Regions from separate parts of the Homo sapiens genome. Here region 1 is linked to region 2. The links are chromatin loops, found by intact Hi-C in ENCODE. Cell type or tissue: breast epithelium. All regions are shown on one strand. Links, peaks and the distances in the headings refer to the core of each region. The heading gives the core; the rest is flanking DNA. Region 1 has its middle 80 kb from the start of C16orf82. Region 2 holds the start of LOC105371154 (a long non-coding RNA gene).

Region 1 (11,623 bases), core at 1,237-9,236, 72 kb before region 2:
TGCTTAAAAATGAAGTCGATTTGACAGTCACTTTCCTCTGATGGAAAATATGGGGGAGACGATTATATCTGTTCATAACTCATTTAAACCCTCTTAATGTTTCTTGATGTGGGGCTCGTGCCTCCTGCTGAGGTGGGCTGATCTTCCCTCCCATGTAAGCAGCCTCCTTCAGAGTCTGGGAACCAAGCCAATGAGAGCTGAATTCCCAGCTGTGCTGTGTAGCAGCAGAGGTGGGTCACTTCATCTCTTTGAAGACCTATTTCACCTGGGAAAGGATATCTACTTCTCAACACTGTTGGAAGGAACCAGATAGATGTAGCCCAGTGCCTTCCGCTAGTGAATAGTATCTATTATTATTTGGCATCACTGGGCCACTGAGTCATAGGTTTACATTCTGAGGCCATCTCACTGCTCTGAGTAGGACAGCCCTGTGGTGAAGAACACCGGATCTAGCATCAGACTGACCTGGGTTATAGCTCAGCTCTGACAATAAACAGCTGTGCAACCTTAAGCAAGTAACTCAAGCCCCTTGAGCCTCAGTTTCCTTGTCAGAGTTATGAAATAATAATAGGACCTGGGTCATGCGATCATTGTGAGAATAATGCATACAGAGCACTTAGCACCGTGCCAATAAACTCTAAACAAATGCCAGCCCTCGTTGTTGGTGTTGCTTTTCAAAGGAGTTATGAGGTTTTATCCCCCATCCACAGTCTCCCCTCCTACCACATAACTGTAATTCTGATTCTTGATTCTTCACTGAAGCTGCTGATTGGCAGGTTTGGGAGGTGGAGTTTGGAGGAAATCTTTATTTAAACCAGTGATGTCCATCCAGGTTGCATCTTAGAATTACCTAGGGAGCTTTTTTTTTTTTTTTTTTTGAGATGGAGTCTCACTCTGTTGTCCAGGCTGGAGTGCAGTGGTGCGATCTCGGCTCACTGCAAGCTCTGCCTCCCGGGTTCACACCATTCTCCTCCCTCAGCCTCCTGAGTAGCTGGGACTATAGGGGCCTGCCACCACGCCCAGCTAATTTTTTTTTTTTTTTTTTTTTTTTGTATTTTTAGTAGAGACAGGGTTTCACCATGTTAGCCAGGATGGCCTTGATCTCCTGACCTCATGATCTGCCCGCCTCAGGCTCCCAAAGTGCTGGGATTACAGGCATAAGCCACCACACCCAGCCTACCTAGGGAGCTTTTTAAAAATCCTTGTATTCAGGATGCAGCCCAGACCAACAAAATCAGAATCTCCAGAAGCGGAACCCATGGGTGTTGAAGCCCCCAAGTGTCCCAGTGTGCAGAGTGGAAAACTGCTTAATAAGCATTATTTCATGCTAATTTGCATATACAACTCATCAACTGCTCCAACAATTGTTGGAGATAGACATGAACTTCCCCTTTCTGCCCCCATTTAATGTAGGAGGAAACTGAGGCATGGAGTGGTGAAGGCACATAAATGGTGTGATTAAAATCACCTTTGCAAAGTTATAACAGTAAGAGGAATAAGACATGGCTGATTCCATTTTGCTTCTAACACCCAAGCTGTCCTTGTTTATTTCTAGGCCTAGGCCAAGCTAACTTTAGGAATAATTTAGTTTATAGTTTAACTTTACAGCAAGGATGAAAACAGCCCTTCCCCAAACCACCACTGCTTGTTCAGGGACCAAACCATCTTCGTAAAACTAATGAAAAGCCACAAGGTTAGGACCACGGGAGGGTTCTGAACTCTGCTAAACTGTAGACATAGTTAAGTGATAACCAGCCATTGCTCCAGAGGTCACAAGATTCATGACTTCCCCAATTGCTCCTATAGATAACATTGCTATTGTAAAACCTAAAATTGGTGTTTGAGGTACATTTCAGACCCTGCACTCTGATGGACCAGCTGGTGCTAAACATTACCATCTAGACTGGTAAACTGACTCAACTAGTTTTGCAATCCCACCCAGGAATGAAAGACAGCTAGAAGATAGCTTCAACCCCTTGTGATTTTATCCCTGACCCAACCAATCAGCATTCCCCGTTCCCTAGCCCCACTGCCTGCCAAATTATCCTTTAAAAACCCTGGTCTCTGAATTTTCGGGGAGACAGATTTAAGTAATGACTCCCATCCTCCTGTTCGGCTGCCTTGTGATAATTAAACTCTTTCTCTACTACAATAATGCTGTCTCAGTGAATTGGGTTAATCTGTGCAGTGGGCAAGAAGAACTTGTCAGGCAATTACATGATCGTCGTCCCTATTCCAATAATGAGGAAACTAAAGCCTGCCAGAACTGTCCCCACACACCATGGAGAGGGAGCTGCATCATGGTATTTGTGGGTGAGTCACAGGGTAGCTGTCTTCCAGGGGCCAGGAGCTTCCCATGGATGGCAGTGGCTTCAGTGGAGGAACTACAAAAAGCTCCAGGGAATTCTGATGCACAGCCTGGGAGGAAAACACAGACAAAGGGGCTGGAGACCCACCTTTGCATGGGAAAACCTCAGCCAGGTCCTTCCTGCCTCTGTGCTTTGGGTTTGAAATCTAGCATGTGAAAGGGCAAATGCAAAGTGTGGCTCCAGCTTGGATTTTGGAACAGAAAAAAAGAACATTCATGGGAAAATTGGTGAAATCTAAATAAAGTCTGCAGTTTTGTTGATACTGTTGTATTGTAGGGACCAGCACTCTTAGCCCCCTGAAGGTTCACTGAAAATCACTGACATGAGGCAGATTGATTAACAGAAAAAAAGGTATACACATTTATTTGATGTTGTATTAGTCAGGGTTCTCTAGACAAACAGGACTAATAGGATAGATGAATATATAAAGGGGAGTTTATTAGGAGAATTGACTCACACAGTCACAAGGTGAAGTCCCACAATAGGCTGTCTGCAAGCTGAGGAGCAAGGAAGCCAGTCCCAGTCCCAAAACCTCAAAAGTAGGGAAGCCCACAGTGCAGCCTCCAGTCTGTGGCTAAAGGCCCAACAGCCTCCAGCAAACCACTGGTGTAGGCCCAAGAGCCCAAAAGCTGAAGATCCTGGAGTCTGATGTTCAAGGGCAGGAAGCATTCAGCACGGGAGAAAGATGGAGGCCAGAAGACTCAGCAAGTCAAGTCCTTCCATGTTACTCTGCCTGCTTTTATCCTAGCTGCCCTGGTAGCTGATTAGATGGTGCCCACCGAGATGGAGGGTAGGTCTGTCTCGCCCAACCCACTGACTCAAATGTTAATCTCCTTTGGCAACACTCTCATAGATACACTCAGGAACAACACTTTGCATCCCTCAATCCAATCAAGTTGACACTCAATATTAACCATCACATTTGGTATACACATGAGCCCTCAGAGTGAAGACCCAAACCCCTGGTCCTGGTGAGATTGTTAACAGTGAAAAGGAGGCCTGCCATGGCTAACTCCATGCTACTCATAACCTCCCCATTTTCCCTACAGGGATATCTTTTAGATTAACTGCTTGTGCTTATCTCTGCCCATAGGCCAAGCTAACTATGGGGGGGAATTTAGTTTATAGTTCAACTTTAAAGCAAGGATGATACTATTCCCTTCCCAAAACTGACCCCCAAGGAGATAAGGAGGGTGTACATACAAGCGTCAATGTTACGTTAAAGATGTATAGGAGCATTGTGACCTAACCTAGGACAAAGAAGTTTCACAACCCCTTGGATCCTTGCTGCCACCCTGGTGTCTGTGATCATCGGTCACCTCTTAACCTCAACCCCTCCCTCTTCCCCCTTCCCCTAACATGAAAAGAGCCTGAGATTGGTATTAACTTAAGGTGGTTCTTTAGGGCCCTGGTCCACCATCTTCTTGGTTTGCTGGCTCTCTGAAATAAAGTCCCCTTCCTTGCCACAATGCCATGTCTCTTGACTTACTGGCTGTTATGCCGTGAGCAGGATGAGATCTGGGCTTGGTTACAGGATGAAGAAGCTTTATATTATCCTAAAGTTACAGAAAGAAAGTGGGCTTGTCAGAAGTGTGTGAACCAGAGCAACTCCATCTGCTATAGGAGCTGGGTAAAATTAGGCTGAAACCTACTGGGTTGCATTTCCAAACGATTAAGGCATTCTAAGTCATAGGATGAGAGAGGAGGACATCACAAAATATAGGTCATGAAGACCTTGCTGATGAAAAACAGGTGCAGTAAAGAAGCTGGCCAAAACCCACCAAAACCAAGATGGCGATGAGAGTGACCTCTGGTCGTCCTCACTGCTGCACTCCCACCGGCGCCATGACAGTTTACAAATGCCATGGCAACGTGTCAGGAAGTTACCCTATATGGTCTAAACAGGGGAGGCATGAATAATCCACCCCTTGTTTAGCATATCATCAAGAAATAACAACAAAAATGGGCACTCAGCAGCCTTCGGGGCTGCTCTGTCTATGGAGTAGCCATTCTTTTATTCCTTTACTTTCTTAATAAACTTGCTTTCATTTTACTCTACGAACTCGCCCTGAATTCTTTCTTGCACGAGATACAAGAACCCTCTCTTGGGGTCCCGATCGGAATCCCTTTCCTGTAACAGGCTCAGAGCATGGCCGAAAACAGGCTATGGTGGTAAATCAGGTTTCAGGGGCAAGGCAGATTATGGAAGGAGAAGTGGAGGAGGCTTGGCTAGCAAAGGTGGCCTTGTTATGTAGATCAAACCACACAGGTAGCAGCCCCCACAGAGAATAAATGGTAAATGGTTTTTTTTGTTTGTTTGTTTTTAAGATGGAGTCTCGCTGTGTCGCCAGGCTGGAGTGCAGTGGCGTGATCTGGGCTCACTGAAGCCTCTGTCTCCCGGGTTCAAGTGATTCTCCTGCCTCAGCCTCCCGAGTAGCTGGGAATACATGCACGCACCACCATTCCTGGCTGGTTTTTTCTTTTTTTTAATTTTAGTAGAGACGGGGTTTCACCATGTTGGCCAGGATGGTCTTGATCTCCTGACCTCGTGATCTGCCCTCCACCTTGGCCTCCCAAAGTGCTGGGATTACAGGCGTGAGACACCGTGCCCGGCCAAATGCTTCTTTCAGATCTTTAAGGTGTCAGATTCAGTTGCTCCCTCCTAGATCCAAACCAGGAAAGGCCTGGCTGCATGAATGGGGACCCTGTACAGATGCAAATTTCCACCACAAAAGACAGCTTTGCAGGGTCATTTCAGTCTGCTGACCCTGCATTAATAGCCCTCAGCTGCTATACTAAGACCTTCCTTTCGTAATATCTCTGAACACTCAGAATTCCTTCCAAAACGGTGAGAAAATAAGTTTCTGTTGATAAAGCCACCCAGTCTATGATACTCTGTTCTAGTGGCCTGAGCTGACTAAGACACGCTTCTACCTGTAGGGGGGTGGGGGGCTTCTGGAGGAGGAGGAAGAGGAAGATAAAGCTGGAAAAGAGGGAAAAAGCAGCAAGGGAAAAGGAGAAGAGAGCAACGGAAGAGAAAGAAGAGGAGGAGAAAACACAAGAAGAAAAGAAAGAGGGGAGACCAGAGCTTCAGCCCCACACAGGACTGGCTCCGAAAGTTGTTAAAACATTGAAAACCTCCTATAATAGTTGGTCAAACAGTTGTCTCAAATGCCCCCACCTCCCTGGCCAGCCTGTCCTCACTCCAGGCCCCCCAGTTCTTCCCTCAAGAGAGCTCCAGGCCAGGCGCGGTGGCTCACGCCTGTAACCCCAGCACTTTGGGAGGCCAAGGCCAGCAGATCACCTGAGGTCAGGAGTTCGAGACCAGCCTGACCAACTTGGAGAAACCTCATCTCTATTAAAACTACAAAATTAGCCAGGCGTGGTGGCACATGCCTGTAATCCCAGCTAACTCGAGAGGCTGAGGGAGGAGAATCGATTGAATCCGGGAGGCAGAGGTTGCGCTGAGCTGAGATCATGCCACTGCACACTCCAGCCTGGGAAACGAGCAAAACACCTTCTGAAAAAAAAAAAGAGAGAGAGAGTTTAAGACCCTACCCAACCTCATAGTTGCCTTTCTCCTGTTATGGGCGTATACTGTGCCAGTTATAAATATTGAGACTGTTACACCTGGCCTGACTCATCACCCAGAACTCCTTAGGTTGCAACCTTAGGTTGTCTGACTTTCTTGGTCCTCTGGTTTCTCATCTCTAAAATCCTGGAGTTCTGAGTGTTCAGAGATTTTACAAAAGTAAAGGTCTTAATATAGTGGCTGAGGGCTATTAATGCTGCTGGTGGTGGCTGAGTGCAGTTGTAGCTACCAGGGAATAAATAGTTAATCTGTGCCTCCTGGCTGCTGTGCTGATTAACACTGGCATTTGTTATAACCAGGTATAACCAGGAGGAGCTGGGTAAGGGAGCAGCCCCTAGGGCGGAGGAGCTGGATCCCCAATGGCAACATGAATGGACCCGTCCCATCCAGAGCACCATAGAGTCTAGGGGTCTCAGCCTCCAGCAGGGCTCTTCACGTCGGGGGTTGGGGTCTGGTGATCAGAGGGGAACTAGCTCTGAGTCACAGAGCAGGATGTGGTCCACCAGGAACATGGGTCGTGGGAGGTTGAGGTCAAAGCTGGAATGAGGAACACTGGCCAAAAAAACTGAGTCAGTGTCCAGTGATGGGGAAATATAAACACAGCAATGTTTAGCGGAATGTTTAGGGCCAGGGTTCCCCAGACCCTCTAGATTCAAAGTCCAGAGCTACATGTTGTGTGCCTCCCTCCCTCCCTCATGCTATTAGCCATTTACCAAGCATGTTCTAAGTGCCGGGTGCCATGTGGCTGTTCTGCCTTCATGGACATCTCAGCCGGTTCTTACAGAAGATCTGGATCTGTAAAATGAGCTTTGACTCATTTTACAGGTGCAGAAAGTTAGGTAGACGGGATAAAGAGTAACTTCTTTGAGACCAAGTAGAGGAACCGAGATGGAAACCCAAGTCTGTCTGACTCCCAAGCCCAAGCTGCTCACTTAAAAATCCTAAAATCTTCCCTGCCTAGGGCTAACCTGGTTCAGCGTGTGGGCAGGCCTGCCAGGAAGCTGGAAGATCTTCAGTTTGGGCAGCTGGAAAGGGCCGGGCAAGGTGGGGCTGATGGCCCCGGTGTCTATCCTGGCACCTGGAGGTGGACTGCCCACTTCTCCACACTCTGGATACCAGGTGGTGGGGGCGGAGGAGAAGGGCAGGTGAGAAATGGCAGGGGGCCACATGTGGGGTTCTGGCCCCTGGAGACAGGTGGGGTGACAAACGTCATGACAGTGTGACAATGTCAACAGTCATTTTGTCTGCCACCCTGAGTTCCAGGCTGTACCATGACTAACAGGGCTACAGGTGGCATGACAAGTCAGAAAATTGTTAAAGATTGAAAATCACCGTGGCTGGAGTGGCAGTGTTCTGAAATCATTACTTCTCCATTGTGGGAGTAAAGAGAAAGCTTGTGCCCAGGTCCTGCGCCCAGGACCACCAAAGACATCAGCCCCTTCCCTCCCTCCCCCGCCTCCTCATCCACCCTATTGCCTCCAAAACCATGAAGAGGCCTGAGCCCCTGCCATTCTTTGAGGCTCCTGACATATTAAAAAATAAAAGGGTGCCCAAACAATTTCACAAGAGTTGTGGCACATCTCGAATGAACATATTAACATTGTAACCCCCTCAGGGGAAAAAAGGCAAAGCAATATAATTATACTTTTCATAAGATAATTATGAGGGTGCTAAAGTATTACCAATTGTGTGTTCCCTATGGGCAGTGAGGTCCAGGGATGGGACATAAATTTAAGGCTTTAGAAAAAATAACTCTTTCAAACCTGTGAGTGGATCTCTGAACATAATGATGTGCAAATCTTGTTTGGACATGAGGTCAGACATCTAAATTGTATTTCTTTAACATAATATGTGTGTCTATTCACACATCTACATCAGCATTTATTATGTGCCAGAACTATGTGGCACATGATAGAGGTATTTAAATTGTAATGTGTTAGGCAGGGTACAATGGCTCATGCCTGTAATCTTAGCACTTTGGGAGGCTGAGGCAGGAGGACCACTTGAGCCTCAGAGTTCAAGACCAGCCTGCACAATATAGAGAGACCCTGTTTCTACAAAAAAAAAAAAAAAATTAAAATTGGTAAGGTATAATGCTGTGTGCCTGTAGTCTCAGCTACTCAGGAGGCCGAGGTGGGAGGATCATTTGAGCCTCAGAGTTGGAGGCTGCAGTGAGCCATGATCACACCACTGCACTAGAGTGAGACCGTGTCTCTGAAATAAATGAATAAGTAATTAAAACTTTTTAAAAATCCACTAGATGACATGTGGAGAAAAAAAACAGTGACACATTTACATCTTATACCCAACTCAAGGGTAGGTATTGTCTTCATCCCCATTTTCCAGATAAGAAAACCAAGACAGAAAAGGGCTGAATAACCCTGCTGGAGCCGCTGAGTGGTGGAGCTGGATGTGAACGCAGGGCATCTGGCTGTAGGTGTGTGTTCTTATCCCTTATGCTCAGTGCACCTTTCGGTCCTTTGGGAAGGTGAGGTCTAAGCCACATGGGCCTCCTGCTCTCCCATATCCATTACAAATAGAAATAGGCCCTACAGGTGAAGAATATGCCTCCAAAAAATGCTTGCTTCATTTTGGCATCTCTATCAGCAGCACATCCTGAATTCATCTTTATCCCGCCCTCCTTTTCCTCACCCTGGTGAGAGAATATTCCAAGCTGTTCCCAGGGAAGGCAGTTTTCCAATCACCCCAATCCCTTAACAGCTCCTGGCTGTTTGTTGTGCTTTAAATGCACCTGCCAGGCTGAGCTAGGACTCTACAAATTCCTGTTCATTCACCAGATGGGCCCTGTGGATGAGAACTAATTTGGCTTGTCACAGCCCCCAACTTGGGGACCCACCAAGAGGACCTCCACCCACCTCACTGCCTTCCTTCAGGGACCCAGGTCAACATCCTCCACAGAAAGCTCTGTCACCCTTAGTCATGCCTATTCTGTCATTCTGTTGTTTTCTTTGTAACACTTACTGAAATCTAAAATGTCCATATGTGGCCAGGTACAGTGGCTCACGGCTATAATCCCAGCACTTTGGGAGGCTGAGGCAGGCGGATCACTTGAGCTCAGGAGTTCGAGACCAGCTTGGCCAACATGGTGAAACCCCATCTCTACTAAAAATACAGAACTTAGCTGGGCATGGTGGTACATGCCTGTATTCCCAGCTACTTGGGAGCCTGAGGCACGAGAATCGCTTGAACCCGGGAGGTGGAAGTTGCAGTGAGCCGAGATTGTGCCACTGCACTCCAGCCTGGGCAACAGAGTGAGACTCTGTTTAAATAAATAAATAAATAAATAAATAAATAAATAAATAAATAAATAAAATGTTTATGTGTATTTACTTACCTCCTTAGATATCTATTGTCAGTCTCTCTCCATTAGAATGTAAGCTCAAAAAAAAATTAAAATAAAAAAAGCTGTACTGCAGCCTCTTGTAGGTACTCAATAAATATTTGTTGAATGAATGAATGCTGAGGTCTCAGTGTCAGTTACATTTCTGGGGAAAACAAGAGGTAGTCATTCTCTGGGTCCACACTCTCCAAAAATGCCACCTCTCCAACAAGTTTTAAGTGACTATGTTAATACAACTGTTTCTAAGACTATGGTGAAAAAACCTTAGGGCAATCACTATGGAAACAAGAATGAGTCTGTTCAACACTGAATTAGAACTTCAGTGGTCAGACCATGAGAAAGGAGGCCAATAAAATCAACCTGTGGGTTTTTGTTTGTTTTTTAGAGACAGGGTCTCACTCTGTTGCCCAGGCTGGAGTGCAGTGGTGCGATCATAGCTCACTGCAGCCTCAAACTCCTGGGATTAAGCCATTCTCCTGCCTGAGCCTCTGAGTGGCTAGGTCTACAGGCACATGCCACGATGCCCGGCTAATTTTTAAACTTTTTGTAGAGACAGAGTCTCGCTATGTTGCCCAGGCTGGTCTCAAACTCCTGGCCTTAAGTCATCCTCCTGCCCTGACCTCCCAAAGTGCTGGGATTGTAGGCATGAGCCACAGCACCTGGCCAGAATAAGCTTCTTGACTTGCTCACTTCCCATCAAATAATAGCCCAGGCCCGGGTCTCCTGGCCTTCAATACATCCTTACCCCTCATGCACGCCCGTGCTAGATTCTGCCCACATGCCCGGCTGTCAGAAATGACCAAGTAGCCAAGGGAAGGGTGAGCTCTGTTTATGCTGGGCTGGACAGATGTGGGGAGGAAAGCTCCAATCCTCTGAGTGGCTACTATATGCCAGGCTCTGGCTTAGAAGTCTGTGCCTTCAGCATTTTGAATTTTCGTCCCCGTAACCATTGTAATCTCCACTGTACAGATGAGAAAACCAAGCTCAGAGAAGGCTCAGAATTCACCCAACTCACACAGCGAGACGGGGGGGACCCTGGCCCTCCCGGTGCCCAGGGCTGCCTCACACTGCAACTGCCGAGGGAGAAGGGGCGGATCTCCCTTTTTGTTACATGACCGTATTCATTTTGAATCACTGCTATCACAAATTACCACAAATGTGGTGGCCTAAAACAACACAATTGGATTATTTTATAGTTCTCAGGGTCAGAAATTCTAAAGTCACCTGTGCTCTAAAGAAATTCTGAAAGCACCTGTTTTCCTAGAGGAGGTTCTAGGAGAGAATCTGTTTCCTTGTCTTTCCAGCATCCACAGGCTGCCTGCCTGAGCTCATGGCCTCTTCCTTCATCTTCAGGAGCTGCTCTGCAACATCTTCAGCCTCTCTTTCTCTCTCTCTCTCTCTGTCTCTCTGTCTCTTTCTCTCCCTCTCTCCCTCCACTTCTGTCCTCAAATCTCCAACTCTGACTCTCCTTTCTCCCTCTTATAAAGACCTCTGTGATTACACAGGTCCATCAAATAATCCAGGATAATCTCCTCATCTCAAGAGCCTTAATGTAATCACACCTGCAAAGTCTCTTTAGCCTCATAAGATAACACATTCACAGGTTCCAGGGACTGGGAGATGCACATCCCTGGAAGATCATTATTCTTTCTACCACGATTTTGCACATCCATCATCCCAATTCCGATCACAGACGGGGAGGTAAAACATAGGGGTAAATATTGGTCCTAGTCTATTAAAAAAAGGATCCACGCCTAAGAGTGGATCAGATAAGGCACAGACATTGGGGCTGGAGAGGGAGCCTTAAATGACATAATGAGCAACATACGAGGCACTGTTCTAAGCTCTCTCTGTTAGCTCAGTGCACTGTGAAAACAACTCTTTGAGGTAGGTGCTATCGTTATCCCATTTTACAGATGCGCCAACCAAGGCACAAAGCAACTAAGGAACTTGCCTAAGAACCAAGGAGCAGCTGGAGAGTGGTAGAGCTGGGATTTGAATCAAGGCTCAGAGTCTGACTATGCCTCGGAGTTGGGACCTCCCACAAATATCAACCCACACCTGCAGACAGTATTTATTTTCACAAAGCACTTTTTGTGATACTGCAGCTTGCATTTATCGACGGCTTATCATGTGCTGGCTGTAGGGCTGTGCTAAGTTCTTTTCATGCATTGTGTCACCTAATCCTCCCCTACAATCCTGGATACTAGGATCCACCCCTCCTTGTGCTAATGAGATAATAGAGGATAAGAGGGTGAAATAAGCCATAAAGGCTCAGACTCTAAAACCCAGGCTGTTACC
Region 2 (11,623 bases), core at 2,019-10,018:
AAACAGATGAACTATAGTCCTAGACCATTACAAATGAACCAATCTGCTGGACGGCTTCCAAGTGCTCCGCGCTGAGCGCCCCAAAAAGGTGCTAGGCTCCAGCGGAGTTTTATGTCCTCATTTTCTGCCAATAAGTCCTCCTCTCTGCGAATGTGGAGGAATAATTTGATGAAAAGACTGCTCACATTCCACGACTTGGGCCCAGCCCTGCCCTGGCTTAGGGGGTTGCGCTAATTTAGAAGCTTGGAGTGCGGGGGGGTGGGTACGGGACAGAGCTGGCAGCCAAGTGGGTCTGGGGGCCCATTAACTGCCCCCTGGCAATATTTCCTCCTCCAGGAGTTCAAGAGAGCTCCGTATCGGCACCCCAAAACCCTCAGAGGAGGGGCACAGTTGACTGTTACCTTCCTTTACAAATGAGGAAACTGAGGCTCCAGAGTCCAGGGTGCATGGGGGGGGTCATACCAATGGGTCCAGCGTACCCGGGTGCAAAAGGACGTGGGACCCTCCAAATCCTGCTTCTGTCCCACTCTTTACGTCTCTCTGAGCATACAGTTCCTACACACCTTCACCCCACCCTTCCGTGACTCAAGCAGCCTGTCCTTCGGGCTCTGCCACCTCCTTGATTCCTGGCCCAGCCAGTTGCTCCCCCTCTCTGAGAGCCTCTCTCCATCTGCAAACCTGTAGTTCAGGGGTGCACTTTAAGAGTTAGGCTGGACTGGGAGTCAGCAGACCCGGCTTGAATCCCAACTCTGCTGCTTACAGTCCATGCAGATTTTAGAAATCTGTTCCCCTCACTGAGCCTCAGTTTCCTCAACTGTAATTCAGGACTTAAAAAGTCAGAGTGTTCCTCGAAGGCCCCTCTGCCTCTAGCACCCACCTGCCACCAAAATCCTTTCCAACGTGCACTTAACATCTTTCCAACTTTAGAACTCAGCAGCAGGGTAAGATACAACTCTTATTAAATCCACCCGCAAAATGAGCACATTTGGTTTGCCTTATATTGATGATTATAAGGCTTAATATCAACACAAAATGATAATATTACGTAAGGCTACCGAACTTTGCATGTGTAACTTTCCAGTAAATAAAGCACATCGCTGCAAGTGTTTCACATGTACTTATTCAGCAAAACTGCCTGGAACACCGTAGCACTGGGGACGTCTAGGCACTGGGGACACAGCTGCAACAAAACACACACTGTCTCATCTCAAGGATATCAACAGCTCACATCTACTAGCCCCATTTTACAGAGGAGGAAACCGAGGCTGAGAGGGCTTGGATAACTCACTCAGGAGGCAGAGCCTACATCTGACCCCAGAGTCTGTAAGAAGGAGCCTATGGCGGCCCGGCACGGTGGCTCACGCCTGTAATCCCAGCACTTTGGGAGGCCGAGGTGGGCGGATCACAAGGTCAGCAGATCGATACCATCCTGGCTGACATGGTGAAACCCGTCTCTAATAAAAATACAAAAAATTAGCTGGGTGTGCTGGCGGGTGCCTGTAGTTCCAGCTACTCTGGAGGCTGAGGCGGGAGAATGGTGTGAACCCGGGAGGCAGAGCTTGCAGTGAGCCGAGATTGTGCCACTGCACTCCAGCCTGGGCGACAGAGCGAGACTCCGTCTCAAAAAAAAAAAAAAAAGAAAAGAAAAAGAAAAAAAGAAGAAGCCTATGGCAACACCTGCCAGGGACAAAAGCCTGTGAGCCCCCCACCCCCTCCCAGGTTCCACCACCAAGGACTTAAGCCCAAGGCAGGGCCAGGCACAGTGGCGCAAGCCTGTAGTCTTAACTACTCCGGAGGCTGAGGCAGGAGGATCGCTTGCCTGGGCCCAGGAATTTGAGGCTGCAGTGAGCTGTGATCACACCACTGCACTCCAGCTTAAGCCACAGAGCAAGACCCTGTCTCAAAAAAAAAAAAAACAAAAAACAAATGTTGGTATTCTAGGGCATCTGAAAAAGGACATTTTTTTCATCCTTTGACTACATACTCACATGAGGGTAACCAACTCATTTTGGTTTGCTCAGAAGTGTCTGATTTTAAAACTGAAAATTCCACATTCCAGAAGCCTCCTTGGTCATGTGCTGAATTGAGAAATTTTTTTGTTTTAGTCATAATCACATTTTATTTTATTTTCTAACTTTAATTTTAGGTTCAGAGGATACATGTGCAGGTTTGTTGTACAGATTATTTCATCACCTGGGTAATGAGCATAGGACCCTATAGATGGTTTGTCAATCCTCTTCCTCCTCCCACTCTCCACCCTCAAGTAGGCCGGGGGTCTGTTGTTCCCCTCTTTGTGTCCATGTATTCTCAATGCTTAGCTCCCACTTATAAGTGAGAATATGTGGTATTTAATTTTATGTTCCTGTGTTAGTTTGCTTAGGATAATGGTCTCCAGCTCCATCCATGTTGCTACAAAGGACATGATCTCATTCTTTTTTATGGCTGTATAGTATTCCATGGTATATATGTACCACATTTTCATTATCCAATCCACCATTGATGGGCATTTAGGTTGATTCCATGTCTTTGCTATTGTGAATAGTGCTGCAATGAATATATGCATGGATGTGTCTTTATAATAGAACGATTTATATTGCTTTGGGTGTATACCCAGTAATGGGATTGCTGGATCGAATGGTAGTACTTTTTAAGTTATTTGAGAAATTGCCAGACTGCTTTCCACAGTGGTCGAACTGATTTACATTCCCACCAGCAGTGTATGAGCATTCTCTTTTCTCTACCACCCTAAACGCGCCCAGGATCTCTGAGAAATTCACTTGCTCCTAAGTGGTTACTGCCCTGCCCTGCCTGTTCTGTGCTTCGTGCCCTCTGCTGGCAAGAGGAGATTCCTGGCCTGGCCGGGGCACTGGTCTACTTCTGGTTCTCTCCTGAGACTCCAGGTCAGTAGTTGTGCCCTGCCTGAGGCCAACGAGGCAAACAGCCACGCTGCATCCAGCTCCAGGAGTGTTAACATCTCTGGGCCCTGCAGCTTGAAGCCCCCTGGAGTGTGACCCACGATATTCTCTGAGAAGGCCTGGTGTCCTTGGGGTCCCACAAACTTTGGGTCTAAATCGTAGCCTTGTCATCTCATAGTTCTGTGACCAGGTCTATGTTACATTATCTCTCCAAGCTTCCATTTCTTCAAACAGGTCCTACCACAGCCTTGGGGGCACATTTAGCATTCACTGAGTGCTTACTGTATGCCAGGACTGACCTCATGTTACCCTTGCTACAACCTATGGAGCAGCTGCTGTCGCTTTTACAGACGAGGCACCAGCAGCCTCCACTGATGCCCCCACCCATGTCCTCTCCACACTCCGGAGTTGGCCTCAGGTACAGACGGGACCTGGTGTGCTGGCAGATGGCTTCTCACTCAGCACTGTGTCTGCCTCTGGACTGTCTCTCCTTCACCCCAGGGCTTTCTCTGGCCACACGGAAGTTTTCCCAGCCCAGCTCAGAGAGAAGCCAGAGGTGCAATAGATGCCCCAGTGGGGATGGCAGCAATGGCTAAATGTCCAAGCTTCTGGGGTGCAGCCACACCACTTCGCAGAGACCCCACTTCCTCCTTAAGGCCCCCTCACCAGCTGTCCTTTTTTTCTGGTCTTGCTGCCTATATACTCACCTGGGCATCTTGAGGTCACCTCCCAAATAAATGACTGGTACCCAAGTCCATGTTTTATGGTCTGCTTTTGAGGAAACCCAGACTGAGAAAGGTTAGGTCACTTGCCCAAGATCACATGGCGAATACATGGCAGATCCTGGATTTGAACTCAGACATCTGACTTCATATACCAAGTGCTTAATCACTTTGCTCTGCAGTTCTCACCTTGACCTAGAGAAAACTCACGGCCTCCTCACTGCTCAGGCAGCTTTCTCCTGCATCCTCCATTCCTGATAGGGTTTGGCTGTGTCCCCACCCAAATCTCAACTTGAATTGTAGCTCCCAGAATTCTCACGTGGAGTGGGAGGAACCCAGGGGGAGGTAATTGAATCATGGGGGCTGGCCTTTCCCATGCTATTCTCATGATAGTGAATAAATCTCACGAGATCTGATGGGTTTATCAGGGGTTCCCACTTTTGCTTCTTTCTCATTTTTCTCTTGCCACCACCATGTAAGAAGTGACTTTCTCCTCCTGCCATGATTCTGAGGCCTCTCCAGCCATGTGGAACTGTAAGTCCAATTAAACCTCTTTTTCTTCACAGTCTCAGGTATGTCTTTATCAGTAGTGTGGACACAGACTAATACACTTCCCATCCCCATCCATCACACAAGGAGTCCACAACTAAGAATACCAGACAATTGTTTTGCAGGCCACACAAAGCTGCATGAGGAGGCCTGAACAGAAGGAGGGGTGCATTCCTGGTGGCACTCAGCCCTCGGAAAGACTCACCACCATTCAGCCACCCCAGCCTCCTCCAAGATCCTGCTCCCCTGACTCCTTACCCTACTCAAGTGGGTTAACTCTGTGACTTCATCTTCAGCTGAAGTTTAAAGTTAAAGATGAAGAACCTGTCCATGACATTCTGGAATGGCCGTGTTTTATGACCAAATAACATAGACGACAGATATGCCTCTGATTTACCCCATCCCTAAATTGAACCTCATACACACACTCAGAGAACAGGTCCCAAGGGATGCAGAGAAGTGTCTTTTATATATGTTATGTGCAACTAAAACAAGTTAAATCCTAAGAGCCTCCACTGCGATAATAAATAAATAAAAAGTTGAAGCTTTCATAGTCTGTTTGGGGGAATTTTCTGAGAAATCCTCAGGAGAAATGTCATATGAAGGAGACACTTAAAGGAATGTTCATTTCAAGGAAGATAGCCATTAATAGAATGGGTAAATTATGACATCCATCCATAGAATATGCTACAGTAGTGAAAATGAACTTGAACTACACATATAAGCACAAGTGTGTATCACAAATATAACATAGAACATAAATTATAGGAGGATAGATAAAGGACGCCATTTATGTCAAGATGGTTTTATTTTTTTGAGACAGAGTCTAGCTCTATCACTCAGGTTGGAGTGCAGTGGTGCTATCTGGGCTCACTGCAACCTCCACCTCCCGGGTTCAAGCGATTCTCCTGCCTCAGCCTCCCCAGTAGCTAGGACTACAGGTGCCCATCACCACACCCAGCTAATTTTTGTATTTTTAGTAGAAATGGGATTTCACCATGTTGGCCAGGCTGGTCTCGAACTCCTGACCTCCAGTGATCCACCCGCCTCAGCCTCCCAAAGTGTTGGGATTACAGGCATGAGCCACCGCACCTGGCCTATGTCAAGATTAACAGCACACAGAACAACTATGTGTAGGCTTAGGGTTACATTGGTCTTTGTGTTTTATTTTTGTTTGTTTGTTTGTTTGTTTGTTTGTTTGTTTTGAGACAGAGTCTTGCTCTGTGGCCCAGGCTAGAGTGCAGTGGCTCTGTGGCCCAGGCTAGAGTGCAGTGGTGCAATCTCAGCTCACTGCAACCTCTGCCTCCCAGGTTCAAGCAATTCTTGTGCCTCAACCTCCCAAGTAGCTGGGACAACAGGCATGTGTCACCACGCCTTGCTGATTTTTGTATTTTTAGTAGAGATGGTGTTTCACCATGTTGGCCAGGCTGGTCTCGAACTCCTGACCTCAGTTGATCCACCCACCTCGGCCTTCAAAGTGCTGGGATTACAGGCGTGAGCCACCGTGCCTGGCTGGGTTATATCCTTTTATATTTCAAGTATAAAGATGTTCATGGCAATGGTGAACATTACATTCAGGGTTGCCATAAGGAGAGGTGATATGAAGGGGTAAATGGATCTTGGGCAGACCAGTAGTATCCTATCTCTTCCAGTGAATGGTGAGAGATGAGTTTTATCGTTCCCTTTTTTCTTTTTTGGTATTTCCTAAGTAATCAAAAATTGGAGCAAAAAATCAATCACATGGCCACCCAGAGGAGGAATGACCTTTCTTCCTGGACAGATCACTCTTCCAAGCCATGGCTGAGCTGTTTCTCTCTAGAGAAGGCATACAGTCCCAGGTTCTGACTTCAGGGAGTGCCAGGTCCACCCAAGAGTCCTCCTGTTCTTGATTGCATGCTAAATGGGCCTGAGTAGGGAGGTACCCACAACTCTGGGCCCCCCAGGAATGACTCTCACTGCCCCCATGACCAGCCCTGTCTTGCAGCCCAGTCAACTCATTAGGAGCATGGGCTTAGGGCAGACAGCTGGCAGACATGGAGATGCCCAGAGAAGCTGCTTCATAAAGCGATTGTGAGGATGAGACCACGCATGCAGGCATTTGGCACAGTGCCTGACTCACAGCCAGCCCTGCAGAAACAGTCACTCTACTCTACTGCTCCAGCTCCCATGCAGGGAGGAACCCCCAGGCTGGTAGTCAGGGGCCTGCGTTCTAGCACCAGTCAGGTGCCAACCCATTGTGCATGAGACTCTTCTTTTTTATTTTTATTTTTTTATGTTGAGGTGAAATCTCTGTCTGTCGCCAGGGTGGAGTGCAGAGGCACAATCTCAGCTCATTGCAACCACTGCCTCCCAGGTTCTAGCGATTCTCCTGCCTCAGCGTCCCAAGTAACTGGGACTACAGGCGTGTGCCACCATCCCCAGGTAATTTTTGTATTTTTAGTAGAGATGGGTTTTCACCATGTTGGCCAGGATGGTCTCAATCTCTTGAACTCGTGATCCACCCACCTCGGCCTCCCAAAGTGCTGGGATTACAGGCGTGAGCCACCGCGCCCGGTCAAGACTCTTCTTAGCAGAGCACTGACCACCCTGCAAGTGAGGACCTAGTAGGTGCTCAGGGACTCTCTAAAGTGAACAAGTGAGAGTCCTTATCCAGATAGGAGCTTGACAACGAGGAATCCTGGGAAAAGATAGAGGTATCCATCAAAGGATGGCAGGGGAGGCTCAGATAAGAGCACTCTGTGGGGAGACCCTTGGGGAAGAGTAGGGCCCCAGTGGGGGATGCTGAGGGCAAGAGGGTTTTGTGATTTAAAAGTACATATATGTGGCCGGGCACGATGGCTCATGCCTGTAATCCCAGCACTTTGGAAGGCTGAGGCGGGTGGATCACCTGAGGTCAGGAATTCAAGACCAGCCTGGCCAATATGGTGAAGCCTGTCTCTACTAAATATACAAAAATTAGCCAGGCATGATGGCGCATGCCTGTAATCCCAGCTACTCAGGAGGCTGAGGCAGGAGAATCGCTTGAACCCGCGAGATGGAGGTTGCAGTGAGATGAGATTGAGCCACTGCACTTCAGCCTGGGTGACAGAGATGAGACCCCGTCTCAAAAAAAATAATAATAAAGTACATATATGTGAGGCAGAGCACACTGGCTCACACCTGTAATCCCAGCACTTTGCGAGGCCAAGGCAGACAGATTGCTTGAGCTCAAGAGTTCAAGACCAGCCTGGGCAACATAGCAATATCTCATCTCTACAAAGAATAAAAAAAAAAATAGCCAGGCCTGCTGGCACACTGCTATAGTCCCAGCTACTTGGGAGGCTGAGTGGGAGGATTGCCTGAGTCCAGAAGAGGGAGGTTGCAGTAAGCCAAGGTCCCGCCACTGCACTCTAGCCTGGGTGACACAGCTAGACCCTGTCTCAAAAAAAAAGTACACATATGTGTATTTGTGTGTATATTCATGTATATATGCTTATACACGTATTCATGCATATACTTCTGTATGCACTCACATATATACATATATACTTGTGTATACAGTCACATGTACTAATATATGTATTCGTATACACACATACATACATGTATAGTCTCTTTTAAAGCAGAAGGTTCCATTAGGGTCGGGCAGCACCCTGCAGGCCCGCTTCGGGGCAGGCCCTGTCTTGGGTGCGTCCCGTTGGTGCTCAGAGCATCCCCTTGCAGAGTGACATTATCACGATCATTCCTCCATTTCCAAGGAGGAATAGCTATGGTTCAGAGAGGTTAAGTGGATCACGCAATGTCACCTCGGTGGTGGTCACAGGATTTGAACCACGGCAGGCCAGAGTCCTTTCTCTGGCTATACTCTAAGATGGCAAGGGGCAGTTATCCTAACTCCGGAGCACTGTGCCTGCTCTGTCTACCCTCCCTCTTCCTCCCCTCCCTCATTTTATTTTATCTGCAGCACTTCTCACTCTCTGAAATCTGTCCCCAGTCTGTTTGTCCCCAATCTAAACTAAGGCCCAAGAAGGAAGGGCTTGTCTGTCTTCTCCGTGGCTGTTCTCCAGAGTCCAAAAGGCCACCTCCCATTTATTTATTCTCAATTCATGTTTGTGGAGCATTCAATCCTCCCACCTATTTGCGGTGGTGTTAAGCACAGTTCCAAAGGCTGAGACTGGAGCCTGAGTGGGTCTGACTTCTCTGCGCCTCCTCCCACCCACGCACTCCCCCACGTGCTCCAGACCAAGAGGAGGCTGAGCCATTTCCGGAAGCCCATGCAGCCTCTGACTCTGGGCCTCGTGGACCCCACAGCTGGCCTTGAGCCCTTGCTTCCTCTCATTCCCCATGCAATCCCTCAGCAAATCCTGACACTCTCCCTTCAAAATATTTCCAGAATCCAACTAGCTTCTCCATCTCTACTGCTCTGCCCTGGCCCAAGCCATCCCCATCGCACCCCTAGGCTATGGTGCCAGGCAGACTCAAGCCCCGCACCTCCCTGCCTTCCTGTTTTTTGTTTGTTTGTTTGTTTTTTGTTTTTGTTTTTTGACAGAGTCCCACTCTGTTGCCCAGACTAGAGTGCAGTGCAGTGGCGCGATCTCGGCTGACTGCAACCTTCTCCCAGGTTCAAGCGATTCTCGTGCCTCAGCCTCCCGAGTAACTGGGACTACAGGCACGCACCACCACGACTGGCTAATTTTTTTGTATTTTTAGTAAAGACAAGGTTTCACCATGTTGGCCAGGCTGGTCTCAAATTCCTGGCCTCAAGTGATCCACCCACCTCAGCCTCCCGAAGTGCTGGGATTACAGGAGCCTCCTGTTCTTTACACAGCAGTCTGTTCAAACTCCAATCCACTCATCTCACTCCCTGCTGAAAACTCTCCCGTGGCTCCTAATGCACTCAGAGTAAAATGCAGAGCCCTTTCCACGGCCCACAGGGCCCACCCTCCCCAGGGCTCCCTCAGTGACCTCCTCCCCTGGCATTTGCTGGTTTTGATTGAGGGACGGTGTCCCTGTGGGTACACACACACACACACACACACACATGCACACACTCGCCATCATTCTCTACTCCCCGGCTCTGCTTTATTTGCCCCTAACATTGATTATCACACAACACGTCCTACTTCCTTCTGTCTGTCTCCCTCCATGCATGGAAGCTCTCTGAGGGCAGGGCTGAACACTGCCTAACACAGAGCAGGATCCCAATCAATATTGGTGGAAGCCCAGACAGAATATGAGTTCAGGAAACATTTGTTGAATGAATGAGTGAAAACAAGCCAACTCTCCAAGTTAGAAGTTATTATGGCGTGTCACATGCAGAGAATCAATGCCTAACTTAGCAAGGGTTTCCCAGGAATAAATATAAGGGTTGGAGGCCTGGAGCTGACAGCCAATTTTCTGGGCTGGTGATGTTCTCCCTGACGATATTCTTTTCCATCTTCATAATGTGAGAAAGCATTGCTTTCCCACCAGGGACTTTGATGCTAGGGTAGGTATTGAGGTAGGAACACAGCTCCAGAACCCGCTGCAGAAACCATCAGGAGAAAACTAAATCTGGTGAAACACATCAGCAGTGTCTGTGAACATGATGTATTAGTCCGTGCAAAGCAGGTGTTGCTGTGGTAACAAACAAACGCCCAAATCTTGATGGCTTAGTCCAATAACAGTTTACAGCTCACTGATGTCACCAATACATTGGGCAGAGGGTAGTGGTTCTTCTCCACGCAGTCACTCAGAGACCCACGTTCCAACCACGGTGGGGCTTTGCTGGGTCCAAAGAACAGCTTTCAAGGTCCCTATGGAAAGGGAAGAAAGAGAAGGACCATGCATGGGAGATATTTAATGGCCCAAGCCTAGGTAGTAAACATCCCTTCTGCCCACATTCTATTAGCCCTACCTACATGGAGTTGGAAATGTACTTTTCCTACAAGCCCAGAAGAGAAATGAGATGGTCTCATGAGCATATAGCATTGTCTGTGCCACACCAAGGAAGGATGGGACACTTGGTCTCCAGGAGCCACAGACGATATGATTATAACCAGGTTTCCTGTGAGAGCCTTGCCTGGAACTCTGAGTCCGGCTCTATCGGCTAAGCTGCTGGTCCGGTGGGTGCCAGTCTCCTGGGTGAAGAAATTGACATGCATGAGAGAAAGGGAACCTGGAGACAGAGGCTGAAATGTGTGTTTGGCTGAGAGGAGGGTTTCTTGGGGGCAAACAACAAGGGACTGGGGACAGGAAAGGCAGCCCACAGCATAGTTCCAGAATGAGACGCCAGGTCCCACTGTAGAAAATGTCTTCTACCCACTTCTCCCTGGATCTTTCGGGGGTTTGGTACTCTGAGCTCAGAAGGATGCTGCTCCATGTGAGCCTTGAGGACCTGCGTCTCTGGAGGTCGCTGGAAGCAATGCCTGGGCAGGACAGCTCTGGTCTTATGCACAAGGGCAGCTAGGGCGGGGACCAAGTAAGAGCACTGCCCTCAGGTGGCTGCACAGGTGAGGCAGAAATGAGAAGCCTGGAATGAAACCACAGAAGCTCCATGAAATGCCTTCCCCAAGACTACCAGAGTAACCCACAGAGACTTAAAAGGTAAACGCTGGGCCAGGCATGGTGGCTCACGCCTGTAATCCCAGCACTTTGGGAGGCCAAGGTAGGTGGATCACCTGAGGTCGGGAGTTTGAGATCAGCCTGACCAACATGGAGAAACCCCATCTCTACTAAAAATACAAAATTAGCCGAGCATGATGGTGCATGCCTGTAATCCCATCTACTCCGGAGGGTGAGGCAGGAGAATCGCTCGAAACCAGGAGGCAGAGGTTGCAGTGAGCTGAGATCGTGCCACTGCACTCCAGTCTGGGCAACAAGAGCAAAACTCCATCTCCAAAAAAAAAAAGGTAAACGCTAAGCTGAGCCATGGCTGTTTACAAGGCGTCACTGTATCCGCAGGCTACAGTCTTGGTGTTCAATGCACTCGATGGGAAGGGAACTCTGATTACTGCATGGCCTCTGCCATTTATCCTGAACAAGCCCGAGTGTTCACTGCAGTCCTCAGGCCTGTAATGTAATGTGCCCAGAGCAGGTGAGGCGGAAGACAAGAGGAGGAAAGATGTGTTCCAACAGGCTCATCATTAATCCCAGCACTGGGGTATCTGCCCTCTTTTGGTTTTGTGCAGGGACAGAGCCAGTCCTGAGTCCCAGCCTACCTGCCTGGGGCCCAACCTCCTGCCTCTCACCAGCCAGTCCCCTAAAGGGCCAGACCTTGTTCCTGCTTCCCATAATAGTTGGCTCCCACCACACCCTTCACTCTGAACATCGCCACTAAGCCACTGTGCCTGTCTCTTCCTTGCCGGTCCTCATGGGGAGCATAGGGCTGGGGATAGAAGTTAGACAGCAAGGAGATGCCCCACTCACCCCTAAAGGATCACAATTTTCAGAGCAAAAGGGATGCTGCTGCGTGCAGCA

Evidence for each region. Peaks named below come from ENCODE experiments on the same cell type or tissue, not always from the same donor. Only the 100,000 strongest peaks of a DNase experiment are listed, where the experiment ranks them.
Region 1: a loop joins it to region 2, with 27 times the contacts of the local background. A loop is called at or near these places in 4 of 110 quality-filtered maps.

What each region holds. Positions count from the first base shown.
Region 1 is chr16:26,981,310-26,992,932 of GRCh38, forward strand. No RefSeq gene overlaps it. Among named protein-coding and RNA genes, the nearest start is that of C16orf82, 80 kb to the right of the region's middle. RefSeq lists an enhancer at 4,225-4,873. In breast epithelium, for the core only: no CTCF peak of the experiment used is centred there; no DNase peak of the experiment used is centred there; H3K27ac peaks cover 231 bases.
Region 2 is chr16:27,052,246-27,063,868 of GRCh38, forward strand. It overlaps LOC105371154 (a long non-coding RNA gene), which reads right to left and starts at 10,492. Exons shown (of 3, transcript XR_950954.2): 1 at 10,470-10,492; 2 at 10,066-10,284; 3 at 9,739-9,960. In breast epithelium, for the core only: no CTCF peak of the experiment used is centred there; no DNase peak of the experiment used is centred there.